Linked DNA regions of Homo sapiens: region 2 is linked to region 1. Evidence: chromatin loops called from intact Hi-C (ENCODE). Cell type or tissue: MCF 10A. All regions are shown on one strand. Links, peaks and the distances in the headings refer to the core of each region. The heading gives the core; the rest is flanking DNA. Region 1 overlaps LRRTM4 (leucine rich repeat transmembrane neuronal 4). Region 2 overlaps LRRTM4 (leucine rich repeat transmembrane neuronal 4).

Region 1 (9,358 bases), core at 776-8,775:
AGGTAAACCCTGTTCTACTAGGGAATGGAATAAAGTACCCCAAGGAGAGAACAATTTATTCTGCTTGAATAGTTCACAGAACACTTCATAGAAGAGATAACATTTTCAGCCAGACTTGATAGATGAGAGAAATTTCAGCTGTTGAAGGTGGCATGAAAAACGTGCCAAAAATACTAGCAGAGAAATGGTGATGCTCAGTGGCCACAGGATACAGTGGGAAGATCTCAGATTCTTCTCTGGTATCCAGTTCCTCTGTGTTTCAATTAATGTATCTGTAAAATGTGTTACTTCTCTGTAATTATAATTTACTCCCACCTAACAGATTTTGCATCACCAAACACATTAAGATAGTTTAAATCACATTATTGATTTTGGTGTAAAAATATTTTGATGATGACATTAAGAAAACACAGAAAATGCAATGATTATTTCAACAGAGAAGAGGTAAGCAGCATTATAATTGACTGGTCAAGATCATAGGCTAAGTCCCATTATAGCCAAATTAAGAGCCATGAGAAAAGCAAAATGCAGGAAAAGTAGAGATAAGATAGAAGACAAAATATATAAAACTGGTGAAAAGTAATAAGACAACAGTAAGATGCATAAGCTTGGACATGAATGAGTGAGAGTAGAGGCCATGATTCAAACAAAGAGAAATGAATTCACAAATTATGAAAACAGTAGTGGTAATGGTGACACATAGGAAAAATAGTTAAGCAAGCCCTCCCAAACACTTCAGAGCATTTCACTGGGAACTCAGTAATCCTTAAATAGCTCTGCCAGAAAACAAGAGCAACCACCAGTTCTGAAAAGTAGTCTAAATACATATATTAAAAGTCACCTCAAAGGTCTCTATGGTAATGTTACATTTTAGCTCACATATCCTGGAAGGCGTATTTCCTAGGGCACTTCAGGTATTGGGATGGAGTCAGACACAAATACACTATAACCTCACTCACACTTATGCATCTCAACTTAACAAAGCATATGTCAGAAAATCATCCCTGCCTGTACTTTCCAAACTTTGTCTAATGCAAAGTAAAGGGAGTTATTTAAGAAAATTTTATTAACCTTCAAAACAGGAAAAATGAATATTGTATCTGAATTGAAAAGTTTAGGAAAAAATGTGTCCTCTGGTTAATCAAAATGAATACTCACTCATCTGCTTAATATGGATTTTTTTTTGACTATAAGAATTTGCTGCTCAAAACTTCAGATAATAGATTTTACAAACAGTTGTAAACAAACACTACATTCTGCATTTGGCTAAATTAGGGCCCTATGAAAGCATTTTTAATGTTGAAAAGAGGAAATAGTGAAATCTGATCTAATACTTACAAAAATAAAACAGATACTCAAGAGCAGTTGTAGGTACTTTTTAGAAAGGGTTCAGCCATATTAAGACTAGATTCAGCCATATTAAGACTAGGCTAAAATGAACTAGAGTTTCCGAGATGTCAGAAAAACCTCATTGTTTTCCTGACAATGTGTCTTCAAATAAACCAGACAGATGCATTCACGTGCAGCCTGTTTTCCTTCATTTCAACACTTTGGAGGAGGAATCCATCAATGTGATTTAAGAATAGATCTGCATATTAATGTTTTCTATCATAAGGAGGAAATAAATACAGTAAGTGTAGCACATGTAATTTAATGATGATGTTATTCACAGAAGGTTTATACAAAAGTCAAATGATAGATTGGCTGCTCTGAATAATAGTTGGAAAAAATTATAAGTCTTGTTCTAAATTTTAAAAGTAAACTTATAAGCATCAAGGAACAATAAAGCTGAAGTGATTAGCAGTGTAAAAATATCTGTCCTGTGATTTAACTTGTCAACATGTATGAAATTTAATGGTAAATATGAAAGACGTATAATGATTAGGAGAGTATGAACTGCTATTCTTAAGGATGGCTTCTCTTTCAGTCACTTTTTTCTAGGTATCGGAGTCTATAAAAAAACAATTTATTTCTTTTAAAAGATAATTACCGTTAACCTAGAGTTTCAACTCTACTCTTCATAATGACAAAATGTCTTTCTCTATTAATTAAAGAAAAGCAGGTCACTGGACCACATCTTTTTTTTGTTTGTTCCAAATAATATTTACCTAGCCTTTATTGTCACAGTAAGAGAGGTGAACCTTAAAAATTTCAAGGTTTGTTTGACTATAAGAAATTGCTGCTCAAACCTTCAGATAATAGATAATTTTTTTCTTTTACTTTAACTTCTGGGATACATATGCAGAACATGCAGGTTTGTTACATAGGTATACACGTGCCATGGTGGTTTGCTGCACCTATCAACCCATCATCTAGTTTTAAGCCCCGCATGCATTAGGTATTTGTCCTAATGCTCTCCCTCCCCTTGCTCCCCTCCCCCTGACAGGCCCCAGTGTGTGATGTTCCCCTCCCTGTGTCCATGTGTTGTCATTGTTCAACTCCCATTTATGAGTGAGAACATGCAGTGTTTAGTTTTCTGTTCCTATGTTAGTTTGCTGAGAATGATGTCTTCCAGCTTCATTCATGTCCTTGCAAAGGACATGAGATCATTTTTTATGACTTCATAGTATTCCGTGGTGTATATGTGCCACATTTTCTTTATCCAGTCTATCACTGATGGGCATTTGGGTTGGTTCCAAGTCTTTGCTATTGTCAACAGTGCAGCAATAAACATAGGTGTGCATGTGTCTTTGTAGTAGATATTAGCTATAGTAGGCTATAGTAGGCTTTTGGCAAAGTCTTTAGGGTTTTCTAGGTATAGGATCATATTGACAGGGAAGAGATAGTTTGACTTATTTTCCTGTTTGAATGACATGTATTTCTTTCTCTTGTAGAATAATCAGATGGCCTGCAGATTTGGAGAAAATATTTGCAGACTATGCCTCCAACAAAGCTATAATATCCAGAACCTATGAGGAACTTAAACAAATCAACAAGAAAACAACAAATAACCTCATTTAAAAATGGGCATGAACAGACATTTCTCAAAAGAAGGCATACGTGTAGCCAACAAATATGAAAAAATGCTCACTGTCTCTAATCATCAGAGAAAGGCAAGTCACAACCACAGTAAGATACCATCTCACACCAGTCAGAATGGCTATTAATAAAACGTCAAAAAAGCAGAAATAATGGCAAGTTTGTACAAAAAGGGGAACACTTATACACTGTTTGTGGAAATGTAAATTAGTTCGGCACGGTGGAAAACAATTTGGAGATTTCTCAAAGAACTTAGGAAACAGAGCTACTGTTTGACCCAGCAATCCCATTACTGAATATATATCCAAAAGAAAATAGATCATTCAGCAAAAAAGACAAATGCACTTGTATGTTCACCACCGTATTATTCACAATAGCAAAAACATGGTACCAATCTCGATGTCCGCCAGTGTGGGGGACTGGGTGTGGTACACATACACTACAGAATACTACACAGTCATAAAAAGAATGATATCATGTACTTTGCAGCAGCATAAATGGAGCTGGAGACCATAATCCTGAATATATTAATGCAGGAAAAGGAAACTACTGCCTGTTCTCCCTTATAAGTGGGAGCTGAACATTTAGCATCCAAGGACATAAATATGGGAGCAATAGACATTAGAGACTACTAGACAAGAAAGAAAAGAATGGGAGAATGGTTCAAGAAACTACCTATTGGCTATATGCTCACTACCTGGATACAATATACTAGTGTAACAAACCTTCATATGTACCCACTGTATCTAAAATAAAATTTGAAAAAAAATAAAGTAAAAAAAAAAATAGTATACCTGGAAAAAAAGAAAAACTTCAAACAAGAAGAGTTTATGGATGTCACCATGATAACACAATAGACTATTCCAGACCTTTTCCCCCACAGGAACACTGATCTAACAACAGTATATGGACCAAAAAGCCTCTATGAGAACTTTAGAAATCAGTCAGGAAGTGGCAGTACTCCATGCAACCTCAAAGCCAAGAATAGTTGCTTTGAAACGGGCAAAAATGCTATTTTATTTCAAACAAGAGAGCACCTTTCCTAACGCAGCACTGCTCACAATTGGTAGGAAAACACACGCGCACACACACACATTACGTTCTCTTGTGAGGGAAAGAGAAGAGTAGAACATACATCATATATTTCATCATTTTTGGGAAGCTGCCCAAGGGACTGACTAGGAGCACTGAGAGTTAACTGGTATACCTTGAATGTCTGGGGTCCACAGAGATCAAAAGAGAGTTCAGCAGCTTATTGAAGCCCTGGACTACACATCATACCACACAGAAACCAGCACAATTCACCACAATTGGGATTAAATGCCTGGTTTGTGGCTTCTCTCTTGGGAGGGAAAAAGTAGAGTAGAATGTGCATCTGATATTCAGCTTTTCTGGGACTGTTTGAGGTACTGATTACTGTCTTATCTGACTCAGAGTCCTGATGGGAGCTGGCATAATTTGTATGCTTGAAGGTTACAGAGCACAAGAGAGGTCAGTAGCTTATGACAGTATCAGAGAACCTGCAATACCACAGACAGACACCAGAGAGAGCAAGAGACTACAACCTCCTGAGAAAGAAACTGACAAGCCTCTTCAACAGAGAAACTACGTGCACAAGCCTGGAGAAAAGACCACATGTATAAAAGATTTGAGAAGCCCTCAGAGTCTCTAGCCAGGCAGGCTGGGGGTGGTCTTTCTCTGAATGAAGCCAGTCCATAAAGACTCAGAGAGGTAGGTTTTTTCAAAGTGTATGGATCCCCACACAATGTTACACGGCATGTAAAGAAATAGAAATAAGGCCTAATCAAAGAAACAAAATAAATTTTTAGAAACAAACTCTAGGGAAATAGATGTATATAAATTACATAACAAAGAATTCAAAATAACCATCAAAAAGATGACCAATAAGCTCAGAAAACAATGCATGAACAAAACGAGAATATCAGCAAGATAGAAATTAATAACAAAGCAACCAACAAAAAACAAAATTTTGGATATGAAGAATACAATGACCGAATTGAAAAATTCACTACAGTTTCTAGATCAATCCAAAGAAAGAAATCAACAGACTTGAAGATAGGTCATTTGAAATTATCCAGCCTGAGAAATAAAAAGAAAAAAAAAATGGAAAAGAGGGATGAAAGCCAAAGGATCTAAAGTATACCATCAAATGAACAAATACGGGAGTTCCAGACGAAGAAGAAGAGAGAAAGGGCCAGAAAGCTTACTTGGACAAGTATTGGCTAACGTGGTCTGAAATCTGGGGAAAGAAATGAAAGTCCAGATTTGAAAAACCCAGTGAATTAGAACTGAAATGAACATAAAGAAGCCCACGCTGATATACGCGATAATAAAATTATCAAAATTAAATAATGAAAACAATTTCTAAGCAATATGAGAAAAGCAACTCATCACATACAACTCACCACATCACATACATATTCATAAGACTATCAGTGATTTATCAGCAGAAACCTTGTGGGCCAGAAAGACTTGGTATGATATAGTAAAAGTGCTGGGGACAAAACAAAAACAAAAACAAAACAAAAAAACCGCCAGCCATAACATAAATACCATAACCAACAACAATATCCTTCAGAAATGAAGGGGAAACAAAGACTTTTCCAGGAAAACAAAAGCTGCAGGAGTACATCACCATTAGACCTGCCTTCCACGAAATCCTAAAGGGAACTCTTCATGTTAAAATAAAAGGACACAAGACAGCAACATGAAAGCATGTAAAAGTATGAAGCTCACTGATAAGGGTAAATTTATAGATAAATAAAAATATGGTAATTCTGTAATGGTGATGTATAAATAACTTTTAATTCTGAAGTAGGAGTTAACAAAAAAGTATAAAAATAACTACAACGATTAAAATAGGTCAATTGACACACAATATAAAAAAATGTGACTTGTGACATCAATGTAAAAAAGTCCGTTGGGAGAAAAAAAGTGTAGTGTTTTTGTATGTGATTCAAGTTAAGTTGTTACCTACTTAAAACAGATTGTTACCATGATAAGGTGTTTTATGTATGGTAATCATAAGAAAATATAGACATAAGATATGAAAAATAAAATGAGAAAGGAATCAAAGTATGTCACTACTAAGAATTCAATAAAACAGAAAAGAAGCAAGAGGAGAGGGTAAAAAAGCTACAAGACAGCGATATGAACTGTTTATGTTCTTCTTAAATTCATATGTTGAGTTCTCAATTCCCAATACGATGCTATGTAGAGGTGGGGCCTTTGGAGTGTAATTAGGTCATGAGGGTGGAGCTCTCTTGAATGGAATTAATGACCACCTAAAAACAGAAGAAGATGCAGGATCTCACCTTTCACTCTCCACTTGGGGAGGGTACAAGGAGTGGATGACCGTCTGCAACCAAGAGTGGGCCCTCACCAGACACTAAATTTACCAGTACCTTGATTTTAGACTTCCCAGCCTCCAAACTACGAAAAATAGTTATTAGTTAAGTCTCCCACTCTATGGTAAATTGTGATAGCAGCCCAAACTGACAAAGATGGACAGCAAGAAAACATTGAATAAAATGGCAAAAGTAAATTATTACTATCAGTAATTACTTTAAGTGTAAATCGATAAAACTCCCACTTAAAAAAAAAAGCCTAGAGAGGTTGAATGGATTCAAAGAATAATATTCAACTGTAGGCTGTCTAGAAGAGACTCATTTTAGATTTAACAACACACATTAGTCAAAAGTGAAAGAATGAAAAAAGATATCCCATACAAATGATAACCAAAGAAGAATAGAGGTGCCTCCAGGAAAGATCACTTGTTAGGTCATAAAGCAAGGTTTAACAAATTTAAGAAGACTGGCATAATGGCAAGTGTCTTCTCTGACCACAGTGGAAGGAAACTAGAAATTAATAGCAGAATAAAAACTGAAAAAATAAAAAATAAAAGAAAATTAAACACATTTGGATAACTAATACGTAAAGAAGGGAAAGGTAAGGGGAACAATTTGTCCAAAGGGAAATTAGAAAATATCCTGATAGAAACAAAAATAAAGCACAACAGACCAAAACCTATGGGATGTAGCAAAGGCAGTAGTAAAAGGGAAGTTTATAGCAGCAAATGCCTACATTATAAAAGAAGAAAAATCTCAAATAAACTATCTAACTTTATACCTCAAAGAACTAGAAAAATAAGAATGATCTAAACCTAAAGATAGCAGAAAATGAAAATAATAAACACTTGATAAGAAAAAATAGAGAATAGAAAAATTAAAATATTAATAAAATTAAGGAGATTTTTTGAAAAATCAATCAGTTGACAAACCTTTAGGAAACTAAGAAAAAAAGAGAGAAGATTCAAAATAAATAAATTCAGAAAGAAAACAGGAGACATTACAAATAAGGCCACAAAAGAAAAAGGATTTCAAGAGATTACTATGAAAAATTTTGTGAAAAATTTGAATAATCTAAAAGAAATGGATAAATTTCTAGAAACCTACAAACCACCCAGACTGAATTACAAAGAAAATTCTTAGCAGACTTATAACTAGTAAGAAAGTTGAATAAGTGATCAAAAACTTCCCAAAAAAGAAAAGTTCATGTTCATCACAGCATTACTAACAATAAACAAGAGTTAGAAACAAATTGTGTCCATCAATGGATAAATGGATTAAAAAATGTGATATATACATACAATGAAATATTATTTGGCAAGAAAAGAGAAAATATTGTTATATGCTACAACATGGATACACTTTAAAGACATTCTGTTAAGCAAAATATACCAGTGATAGAAGGACAAAAAATGCATGATTTTCCTTATGGGAGGTGTTAAAGTGGTCAAACTCTTAGAACCAGATGTAGAATACTGGTTACCAGGGTCTGAAACAGGGCAAAATGGAAAGTCATTGTTCAATGGGTAGAGTTTCAGTCATGCAAAATGAAAAAGTTTTAGAGATATGCTCTACAACAAAGTGCATATAGTTAACAATGTTTTACTGTACACGTATGTTAAAAAGGTGAATGTCATATTATATGGTTTTTCCACAGTGATAACAAGTTAGATATCTCACAAATAATTTCAAGGTAAAAGAACCCTGCTTTACTTGATTTTAAAATCTTTCTAAAGTAACAGGAAAAATATTTTAGATTTACTGGAGATTCTATTTAAATTTTAAACCCAACTTTAACAATTTCAAGAAGAATCCCTGTTTTCTATTCCAGAATTATTTTTCAATCTTTATCAAACTTGGATTATCATATTTGACTGTCCTCTTATGATAGTGCCAAATGGATTTAATAGTACCTCAGGAACCATCATTAGAAACTGATCTAATAAATTGCTATAAATTTGATGCACTTTCTATTAACAGGGTGTAAAAGCTTGAATATAAGAAGAATAATCAAAGTTTCTCATAATGGCACACACTCACATGGTTTTGACACGCTCACTTCTCAAAACATATGTGCTTATGATATGGTTTGAATAATTCTGCCAGATAGACTAGCTTTCCCTTAAGATTATATGTATACATATATGTGTTTGTGTGTGTGTATATATATGTGTGTGTGTATATATATTTATATATAATTTTAATCAACATAAAGTCTTTTATTGTTATTTGTTCCAATTTTAGTTATTATCAGCTGTAGGCCTTAAGTATTTTTGAGACAATAAGTTAAGCTTTAACACTTGACATGAATCACATGGGAAAAAGGAGGTTTCATTTACTACAAAATTCCATGGAATACAACATTTCTTCCCAGCTTTCCCTTAGTTTGACATCAAATATTTATAGAATAGCTAACCTCTTGCACTCAGTGGCCAGGCAGAGGGCCATGTCATCATAATAATGCCAAATTTACTGTCACAATCTTTCCCAGGAATCCAGAATATGAACAATAAAAAACTATGACAGAAACTCTTGATTGCTGAAAGTTTTGAGTTTGACTCTATGGTTTTCTGGCATTGTGTACTGATGGATTTTCCAACTCGAAGATAGATAACTGAGCCCCATAATCACCTGAAAGAGCTGCGCTTGTAACGCACCCACCCCTACGCAGAGGAGAAACACCTACGCTGATATTGCTGAATGTTCCAGATAGAACCCTTTTAAATTTTTGGTACAGCTGGTTTCATAGTTGTTAAAATACTATTTAAAAAGTAAACAGCATCCATTTCCATACAAGATCCTTTAGGTTCACAGTGAGGCCCTGAAGCCTCACACTATCTCTCATGTGCAGATTCGAGGGTCTTCATAACTCTTGAATTTCACTCATGTTCTTTGTTTCATTTGAATCAAGAAAATAGCTCTTGGGTAACTTTCATGTTTCACTGAATGTAAGATCAAGGTATCCTACTAAACTGATACATAGAGTACCATTTTAGTGGGATTAGAATTAC
Region 2 (9,358 bases), core at 439-8,438, 370 kb after region 1:
CTCTCATTTGAAGCTAAACCAATATAAACATTTATAAGAATTAACACTAGAAAACTAAGGTAAATCTGATTGACTTCTGTAAAATTCTGAGTGTTGTAGATTTTTTAAATACCTACTTGCTCTTTTTTTTTTATCTTGAAACAATGTTTCAAGATAATTGCACCCTCTGTATACTTAGGGTGCAATTTATTTTTTTCAACTGAGATAGTCAAGGATAACTGGACACAGCTATTTTCTCCATTTATAGATAGAGAAAATATTTTTAACAGGATTACTCAAGGGCTACAGTTAATTATCATGGGTATAGCTTGGTACACATCTATATTGATAGCCAGCCCTGGGATGGGCGTGGTGGCTCATGCCTGTAAACCTGGCACTTTGGGAGGTTGAGGCAGGCGGATCACTTGAGGTTGGGAGTTCCAAGACCAGCCTGGTCAAAATAGTGAAACCTTGTCTCTACTAAAAATACAAAAAATCAGCTGGGTGTGGTGGCGGGCTCCTGTAATCCCAGCTACTAGGGAGGTTGAGACAGGAGAATCGCTTGAACCCTGGAGGCGGAGGTTGCAGTGAGCCGAGATCGCGCCACTGCATTCCAGCCTAGGCTACAAGAGCGAAACTCCACATCAAAGAAAAAAAAAAAAGCCAGCCTCAAGTTTCAGTAAAAATTAAATAATTTAGCTAACACCTACCTGCTACTTGATTTCACTCAACCATCTCTTGCTCCACCCCTTCAAGCTGATTTGGTTCTCACTGCGGAGCCTAGGGGAGTAAGTGGTTCAGGAACCAGGGAGTTTTTGAATGCCTTCAGCTTATCCTTATGTCCCCTTCTCCTACATCTTGTAAAATAAGGCAATATGGGATTTTATGGGAGTAAATATCTCAGATTTTCTGGCGTACAGGCTTACACAATTTCTCAAATAGGAGTGTATGTCGTACAAATGTAGCACTTTCTGAACAATTAACAATTGGCTTTAAAACTAAGGACACCTACATTTTGAAATAACCATACTACATGGATTTGACATCCACTGAAATCAAGATTTGTTGTCTATTAAAGATGTGTTATTTTTCCCCAAAGGTGAAGATTCATATATGCTTTACATCTGGGATTCAAAGTCTAGGCTTGTATATTTGGATAATTTTTCTGAGAACCATCATAGAACATCCCTTCTAGCGTTGTTCACTTAGAAGTTAAACTACTTTTTTATTAACTTTCAATAAACAGTGAAAAAGAAAATGTAACATGCACCTCTAACTGTTGTTTTTTTTAGGGGAAACCGGCCTATTAATTTCAGGCTTCCCGAGTCACTCTCCATTGTCCCTACTTTGGTCTTTGTTGAGCCTTCTTAGATACTACGTACTCTGAGGCCTCTGCCCTCCCTTTTCCTTACTAATGTCAGCTCTGCCAAATCCATTCATACTCAAGTCAAAAATGAAAGATAAAATGACTACCACACACAGACATGAGGGTACTTTAACAAGAGACTAGAGACTGAAAGGAAAAAGAAATAATAATAAAAGTAGTCTCATATTACAACTGGTACATACGAGTTATGAGTTGTCAGATAATCTCACCCACACCCTTAATTTCCCACAAGGGAGGTCCCACCTAATAGACAATGGTAATGGAAGGAGAATGAAACTCTTCATGGATATTACAATATGGCTTTTTCTTCTCTGTTGTGCTCGCATGAGATATTTGAAATTACAATTATTATAAAAATACTGCCTAGTGTTATTTGCCTACTTATTTTAAATTAAGAAAGTCTGTCTCAAAAGGACTCAATGTGGCTGACCAGAAGAAGAACATCATAAGGCAATTAAGTGGATATAAGAGAAATGGAGGCCAGAACCAAAGAAAGAGACCAAATAAAATATGGTAAGAACAAATGTTAATAAAGTTATTGTTATGAAAGATCAGAAATCTTATATTCATGGTTATTATACCTATATGAGTTATTTAAAATTTTTAATGTTTATTATTTAAAAATATTAAATACACAGAGAAAAAAATGTATTACCAAACTGGCATGAATTAAAACAATAGATGTGAATCTATATGTAATGGGAGTTATATTACTCCAACTATATAAACATAGAACATTTAAATAAATTATTAAGCTTTAATATTTATATTAACTTCAGCTTTTTTGATATTTCATCTCTGTCATTATTTGACATACCTGATAGGGATATTGAAAAAATTGTACTGAGATTTGCAAGTACACATGTTAATAAGAATAAAAAATATAGACTTTGCATTATGTCATGGCAAAATATTATCCTTATTTCTGGTTAGTTTTATTTTTTTAAAAAAAGGACAAAAAGAATATTCAAGTAAACTCATAACTTTATTACTAAAAGCACCATCTGGTGGTTACTAGAAATGGATGCATTTCAATCTTTCTGTCCTCAGATCTTTTGATAAAACAATAGAAAAATGTTTCTCTCTTGCATGCTGACAGAGATTCCCCTCTGCATATTGAAATTATAAGCCTAGAGAAACAGAAGGTGGATTTTATTGGTAGAATGCTTTAGTCTATGTGTGTGCATGCAATAAAATCAATTTTTCAGCTTCCCTTTTATTAGAAACCTTGGTATATAAATAAGAGTATTTTCTGATCTAAATCAGTTTTACATAACCAGAAGGCAATTGTGAGTTCAGGAATTAGAAAGGTCTCCCATACAGGGGACATTAGAAAATCCAAACTGAAGTGTTTTAACTTTCCCAGGTTGTTACCTGATTCTCGCATGCAGTAGGTTCCAAATAAGTGTTGGCTAAATCGGGGAGGGGGGGGGGTGTGTGAAAGAAAAGAAAAGAAAAGAAAAGAAAAAAGAAATGAATTGCCATGACTTAATGTGAGATAAGACAAAACCGGGGGGAAATATCCTCATATTTTATATTAGATAGATATTTTTAACCATGCCAAATTTGATGTGTGAATTTAACATTAGCAGGAAAGGAGTGATGATTTTTATTTTTAAGGAAAGATTATCGTGCAATGAATAAATTTAGAATTTTTTTGAGATTTCAAAAATATGGCAAGGTATTAATTCTGGGAGCTTTAAAAGACTGTTAATATGAGCATTTGACCTAATGAATTATAAACACAGAACAAAGAAATCCTCTGTTGCTACATAGCTTTGTTGTGAATTCAATAGAACTCATTTTCTACATTCTCTTGAGAGGATTGAAGAAGATTATTTCAAATTGAAATTTAAGATATGAAATTCTGAGCTGTAGGAGGGTAAAAGGTTTTTACTTTTTTCTTCTTTGAAAATTAATTTTCCCCATTACAAATGCAGAAATTGAGTTTCAAAGGTAATCTAGTAAAATCAAGTCACACAGGTAGAAATAGTGGAGTTGTCATTTGAGTTCAAGTTCTTTGTTTCCAAAGCACTGTTTCTCAGCATTGTGAAGAAGGTTTGCAATTATACGAATAGATTTTTCTGATGGTTTGGGAGATGGGTAGATGAGGAAGAATATGACTTTCTTTATATATGGGTAACTTCCTCTAAATATCACTGTGTTATTTCACCACTCCTTCTATGTGATCCAAATATATCTCTTTAAGTAACATAGTTGACATGAAGACTGTTTACTCTGCATCTGACTCCTCTAACCACTTTGAGGATAAACTCTTAGTGTTTCAAGATGTGATCTCATATCACAGTTAAACTAAAAATTATTCTGCTTTCACTACATGATAGGGAAAGTTTAACAATTCATTCAACAGATACTTTCCTAAGTGTTAGAACATTTCTATATCCAATAAGGAGAAAAATGCATTCATACAAATTTTGTAGTCAATGATAAAAACAAGAGTTTGGAATGGCTTCGGGGGAAAACTGCTTCTGCCAGGAACACTTACTTAGTTCTAGGGTAAAAATAAGCTTCACAGATCCAATATCAGTAAGCGATCCTCATCAAACAGATGCCAAAGTTTGTTTTAAAAAGTGATATATCTACAGTTCACACACAACTTTAAAAATCTATTTGATTTTGTTATGCGTATAACAGAGAAAGTCCAGGATTGAGGGTTGGGATGTTGGAACTACATAAACTCTCTCTCTCTCTCTCTCTCTCTTTCTTCCACCCCAGCTTATTGTATGTAACCAGTTTTTCAAAATAGAAATGTCAGCATCTGATAACTGTTACATGGATATTTATATTAGTAATAAAAACACTACAATAGTAATAATTTTTGGTCAAATTGATCTGTTATCCATCCAACATTTATTGTCTCTCAATAGGATCTAGATGTTTCATGGAGGCGTCACTTTTTCTTCACAAGTCATAGACAAAAGATGTTGGCTCCTGGGGGGAACCATGATTATGATACACCTGGCTCTGTGCTTCTATTCCTCTTGCTCCAGTGGGCAGTCACCCAGACCTAATTGTCATATGACAATCTCCTGTCCACTGTGATTGCTTTCTGATTAAAGTTATTCCAAACAGATTAAATGCCAGAAATTTTTCCCCAGAATTTTTTGGTGGTCAGCGGAGGAACAGTCTCTGAACTGGAAAGAGGCCAGCATTTTATTGTTTGCTGCCATCTTGAGAACGTAATGGGATCTAGCCTTTGCATTAAGCTGTTACTGTCAAAGGTTAGAGTTGGGAGAAAACTTGAATGCTGAGAAATACTGTTGAGGCTCTAACATTTTTTTGGAGTCCACCCTACGTTTGAACTTTTCTGTTGGGTAAGCCAAACATTTCTGTTTGTTTCTTATGCCAGTTTCATGTAGCTTTCCTGCTGCTTGAAAATGAATACCTAATCACAATGGCATTGATAGCAGTTATTATTTAAGTAATTTCTGGTCAAAAGGCATTGTGCTAAATGGTTCATTGGGAGGCAGATACTTTGATTACCTCCATTTCATAGCTAAGGAAACAGATTTGGAGAGGTTAAATGGCTTACTTAAGATCACACATTTAAAAGACATCAGAGTTGCAATTCGAACTGCATCTTTCTAATGATAAATTTCATACATTTGAACCTTCCACCATGGATGAGACAATGGGCTTAAACTTTGATGTCACACTATCTAGCTGTGTGGTCTTGGGCGAGTTACTTAACTTCAGTAGTTCTTAATTTCCTTAACCATAAATTGGGGACAATAATAGTCCCTAGCTGATATAAGAATTAAGGGAGCTAACATGTATAAAAATTACCTGTATAATAGAAAATTACCTATATAATAATTATTAGACAATAAATATTAGATCGTCATAATTACTAGGCTTGCATTTATTCATTTTCAGATTAGGTTTTCTAACCAACAGAATACAGATTCTTCAGGCACATCACCACTACCTCCAAACAGACCTAAATAAACATAGTAACATGGGGTTTTCATTTTTATAGAGCTCAGGCTTAAATGGTTGCAATATTTCTGGTGTTCTCTCCCTATCCCACATGTATTTGACTTTATTGATATTTTTTCTCGACAAATATTTATTAAGAGCTTAGCTTGTGTTGAGGTGTATTGGAGATGGGAAACAGAGTAGCAAACATAAAGCAGATAAGGTTTTTACCTTCTTGGGACTTAACAGTCCTGTGGGCTGGAGGAAGAGACAGATTATTAAATAGGTAAGCTCATATGCACACAAATATATTTCTGACAGAAGTGCTACCAAAGTAAGGAATAGTGTGAGAGCATATAAATGGAGGCTCAAATCTAGTCCAGGAAATAAGGATCCCCTGAAGATGTGATTTTTATCTTTCCCCTAAACGCTTTTCTAGATTTTTTTTAATCCAGAAAAGGGTTTAGGAGAAGGACAACAGCATTCACATCAGCCCTGAGACAGGAAATAACTTTGTGCTCTTAGGAAACTCTTAACATCTTCTTGTAGTTATAATAGAGTGAGGTATGGAATTTATATGGTTAGTGAAGTGGCTGGAGAGGTTGACGAAAACAAGATTATACTACATTTTGTTGGCCATCTTATAGATTTTGGGATACGTCCCAAGATTCTTAAGTAAGGCCATGGTATGGTTTCATTTTGTTTAAGAAGTCACTGACTATTTTGTGAAGAATTGATTGGACAGGCATACAGGCAGATTTGCAAAGAACAATTGAGAGAAGAGTTTATTAGTCTTGAAGAGTAAAAATACCTGTAGGTGATTCGAACCAAGGTCATGGTAGACTGATAAAGGAAGGTAGCTGAATCAACAATTATTTAAGAATTTGAATTAATGAAATTTGGTAATGAACTAAATATAGTTAGTTGATGGACTAGATGTTATAGTATTCCATGCACATCCCTTCCACTGAAGCAGCTACTATTTAGTTGTTTGCTTGGCTCACAATTTCTCCTTTCTGCAGAGAAACACAAGAAATTTCTTAGAAGTGATATACCACTCTACATTCTTCATACCTATACTCCCAGACAATAATGAAATCGCCAAAGGACTGCCCCCCTTCAAAGAGAATATTTTCTATATCCAAATCCCTGTATCAGCCTCTGGTTCTAGGGAACAAACAAACAAAAAAAAGATAGTTGAGCACTTGGCAAAGGACAAAAAGATTTCCAGGATGATTCTCAATCTTTTTATCAAAGCAACTTTTACTCTCACTGTGGGTGGAACTGGCCAAGACGTGAGTTCAGTTTGGGAGGCACTGGGTTTGAGACCTATAAGAACAAACCAAGTAGAGATGTCAAGTTGTCACTTAGCTATATAGGGCTCTGGATTTCAGAAAGGACTGGAAATAAAATTAGAGTGTATTGATATCATAAAAAGTAAAGGCAGCGTGGGAATGGGAGAGAGAGTAGTGTGAGAGAACGGTCAAGACTCCTCTTGAAGATATGTAATTGGCAGTGAGCCATTTGCTAACACAATTCTCTCTAATTCCTCTCTAAGGGCCCTTTTATGTTGAGTGTGGGAACTTTACCCTTTTGGTTTGTTTGGGTGTGGAGGCTATTTCTGAAATAATATCAAGTACTTTCACAGCTTTCAGTTCTTTGTACTATGTATCGGAAAAAAGATGTGTGAAAGCTTTTTTCCCCACCTCTGCAGCCCATCAGCTTTATCTATGGTTGACTCTAAAGGCAAAACCATTATGGATCATTTTTAAACCATTCATAGTTTGCTTCTGAAGAGCTTCAGGACACATTATCCCAAATATGGCACCTTGGCATTTGAGAAAACAGTAGAAGCAAGAAGGCTACTCTTAGCTTTGCTGTGCTTTTTTCCTGTGAGGCAGGTCACAAAACCTAGGAAGGTAATTTTCTGACCTTTCCTCACTCTGCTCCCCCAGAGCAGGTCACAGGATCCTCATTTGAGAAATGCGCTCCCTTTATCTGGAGGAAAGGAGCCAAAGACACAGAGATGCCGTGAGAAATTCCAACAAACAGATCTTACTAAGTTGTCCCAGTTTATTATCATTAGATCATACCATTTTGTTCCATGACTGCTCACTTTTAATCAAATTTAAGCATAAAAACAAGTTTACCTATTTCTTTGGTGTTTCTTTCCTTACGAAGTTTCTCACATCATGTAAAACTTGTATGAAATAAATGTATCTACTTTTCTCTTGTTAATCTGTCTTCTGTTATAGGAGCCTCAGGCACAAACCTAGAAATTGCAAGGAAAATAAATCTTTCTTCCCTTATACCTCTTCTTAATTTTACTTTTATTTTAGTTTTAGAATTGGGATCTTGCTCTGTCTCCTAGGCTGGACAGCAGTAGTATGATCATAGCTCACTGTGGCCTCGAACTTCTGGGTTGAAGCTTCCCTCCCACCTCAGCCTCCTGAGTAGCTAGGACTACAGGTATGAGCCACCATTCCTGGCTATTGGTTTTTTAACTTTTGTAGAGACAGGGTCTCTCTATTTTGCCCAGGCTGGCCTTGAACTCCCGGCCTCAAGCAATTGTTCCACCTTGGCCTCCCAAAGTGCTAGGATTACAGCTATGAAGGACTGTACTCTGCCTCACCTATAACTCTTTATAGTCAAAACGGATTACTCCTCTCATCATCTCTAAATTGAATAGGATCTATAGAATCTAACCTTATTTCCAGCCAATGAATGGAAAGACAACGTGTTATATCCTACCAGCCTACTTTCCCTTCCTCTGTTGCCATCTTGTCACAAAAACGTCTTCACATGTGTTTGAGACCATCACTTGACAAAATTTTTTCTTTGATGCTGTTTATGTGCTTCCATTTTCCTCTCATGCAATTTTAATTTCAGAATTCAGAGTTTCCTAAACCAGCGGCTCAGCTGTTTCTGCTGCAGGAAAGGTTGTGGGCAAAAGGATGTTTGTTTTGTTCTTTAATCTGGAGTTTTCTCTTCTATGATGGATACAGTAAAGGAGCAGGGAAAAAGATTTTCCTCCTGAAAGAAAGGAGTAGGATAGCTCTTCACTTGGGCAAAAGGATAGCGGTCAAGCTAATTATTTATATTAAGCTACTTATACCTATTGTGGTACTAAAGTATAACTTTGTATGAATTCCAATAACTTGTAAGCCTAATTATACGGTATAAAATATAAAAATGCTATGATAGATTTTAAAAAGAAAATGGAGTAACCCAAGAATGTGATGCAAATTATGTTTATATATAATTTTGAGATTCTCAGCTCCTACAGCTTTCCAATATTACATACCACTTACGTGGGCATAGAGTTCAGTTTTTACAGGGTGATTTGTAGCCTATCCATAACAATGAGAAGCTATTTGGCCATGTATAATAAAGATTGTTATGCAAAACTGTTCCTTTGGCATGGTACATTTTTTTATTTAAAGAAACAATTCAAATTCCCTGTAGGTAAGGAAATAAAAGAACAAAAGGTTATATGTTGTACAGGTAGGAATGAAAAGGAGAAAAATTGAGGGATTTCTTATTCTTTTATGTAATTACAGGATTTGAGACTGATGTTATTTGTTGCCTTCTGTTTTCCTCCATTTAATTATAGAAAGGCCTACCTTCTCTAGACAGTACATTTCCTTGGGAGAAGGCGACCCAGTGATATTCACAGGGTTATCCCCCTTGAAACCAATACAATAGCTGGTGTGTAGAAAGAAAAATGTAAGTATGACTTAGAAAAAAAGGAAGAAAAACAGAATGAAAGAAAATAAGAAGCCAAGAAAGAAGAAAAGAGTAAAGAGAGGAACTGAGAAAGAGGGAAAAGCAGAGGAAATTTTTGAAAGGGAGTGTGGGGGCAATCATAGAAAGAGGGACAGAAGACAACAACGGACAAGAAACTGAAAACATATAGGGAAAGAAAGGGTCCTTCGTGGATTTGTCATTTCACAGATTTACAACTGGAATCCACCTTTTATCAAAATACGTGTGTTGAGAGACATGGCATTGCATTTCTTACTACATACTGTGCTAAACCCTAGGTGACCTCTT

The links. A loop is a pair of places that touch in the nucleus more often than their neighbours do. Peaks named below come from ENCODE experiments on the same cell type or tissue, not always from the same donor. Only the 100,000 strongest peaks of a DNase experiment are listed, where the experiment ranks them.
Region 2: it touches region 1 in a loop (5-fold over the local background); 3 of 110 quality-filtered maps call a loop at or near these places.

Annotation. Positions count from the first base shown.
Region 1 is chr2:76,949,415-76,958,772 of GRCh38, forward strand. The region is part of intron 3 of LRRTM4 (leucine rich repeat transmembrane neuronal 4); the gene reads right to left. Among named protein-coding and RNA genes, the nearest start is that of LRRTM4-AS1, 32 kb to the right of the region's middle. In MCF 10A, for the core only: a CTCF peak has its summit at 4,524; a DNase peak (open chromatin) is centred at 4,537.
Region 2 is chr2:77,318,763-77,328,120 of GRCh38, forward strand. The region is part of intron 3 of LRRTM4 (leucine rich repeat transmembrane neuronal 4); the gene reads right to left. Among named protein-coding and RNA genes, the nearest start is that of LRRTM4, 200 kb to the right of the region's middle. In MCF 10A, for the core only: no CTCF peak of the experiment used is centred there; no DNase peak of the experiment used is centred there.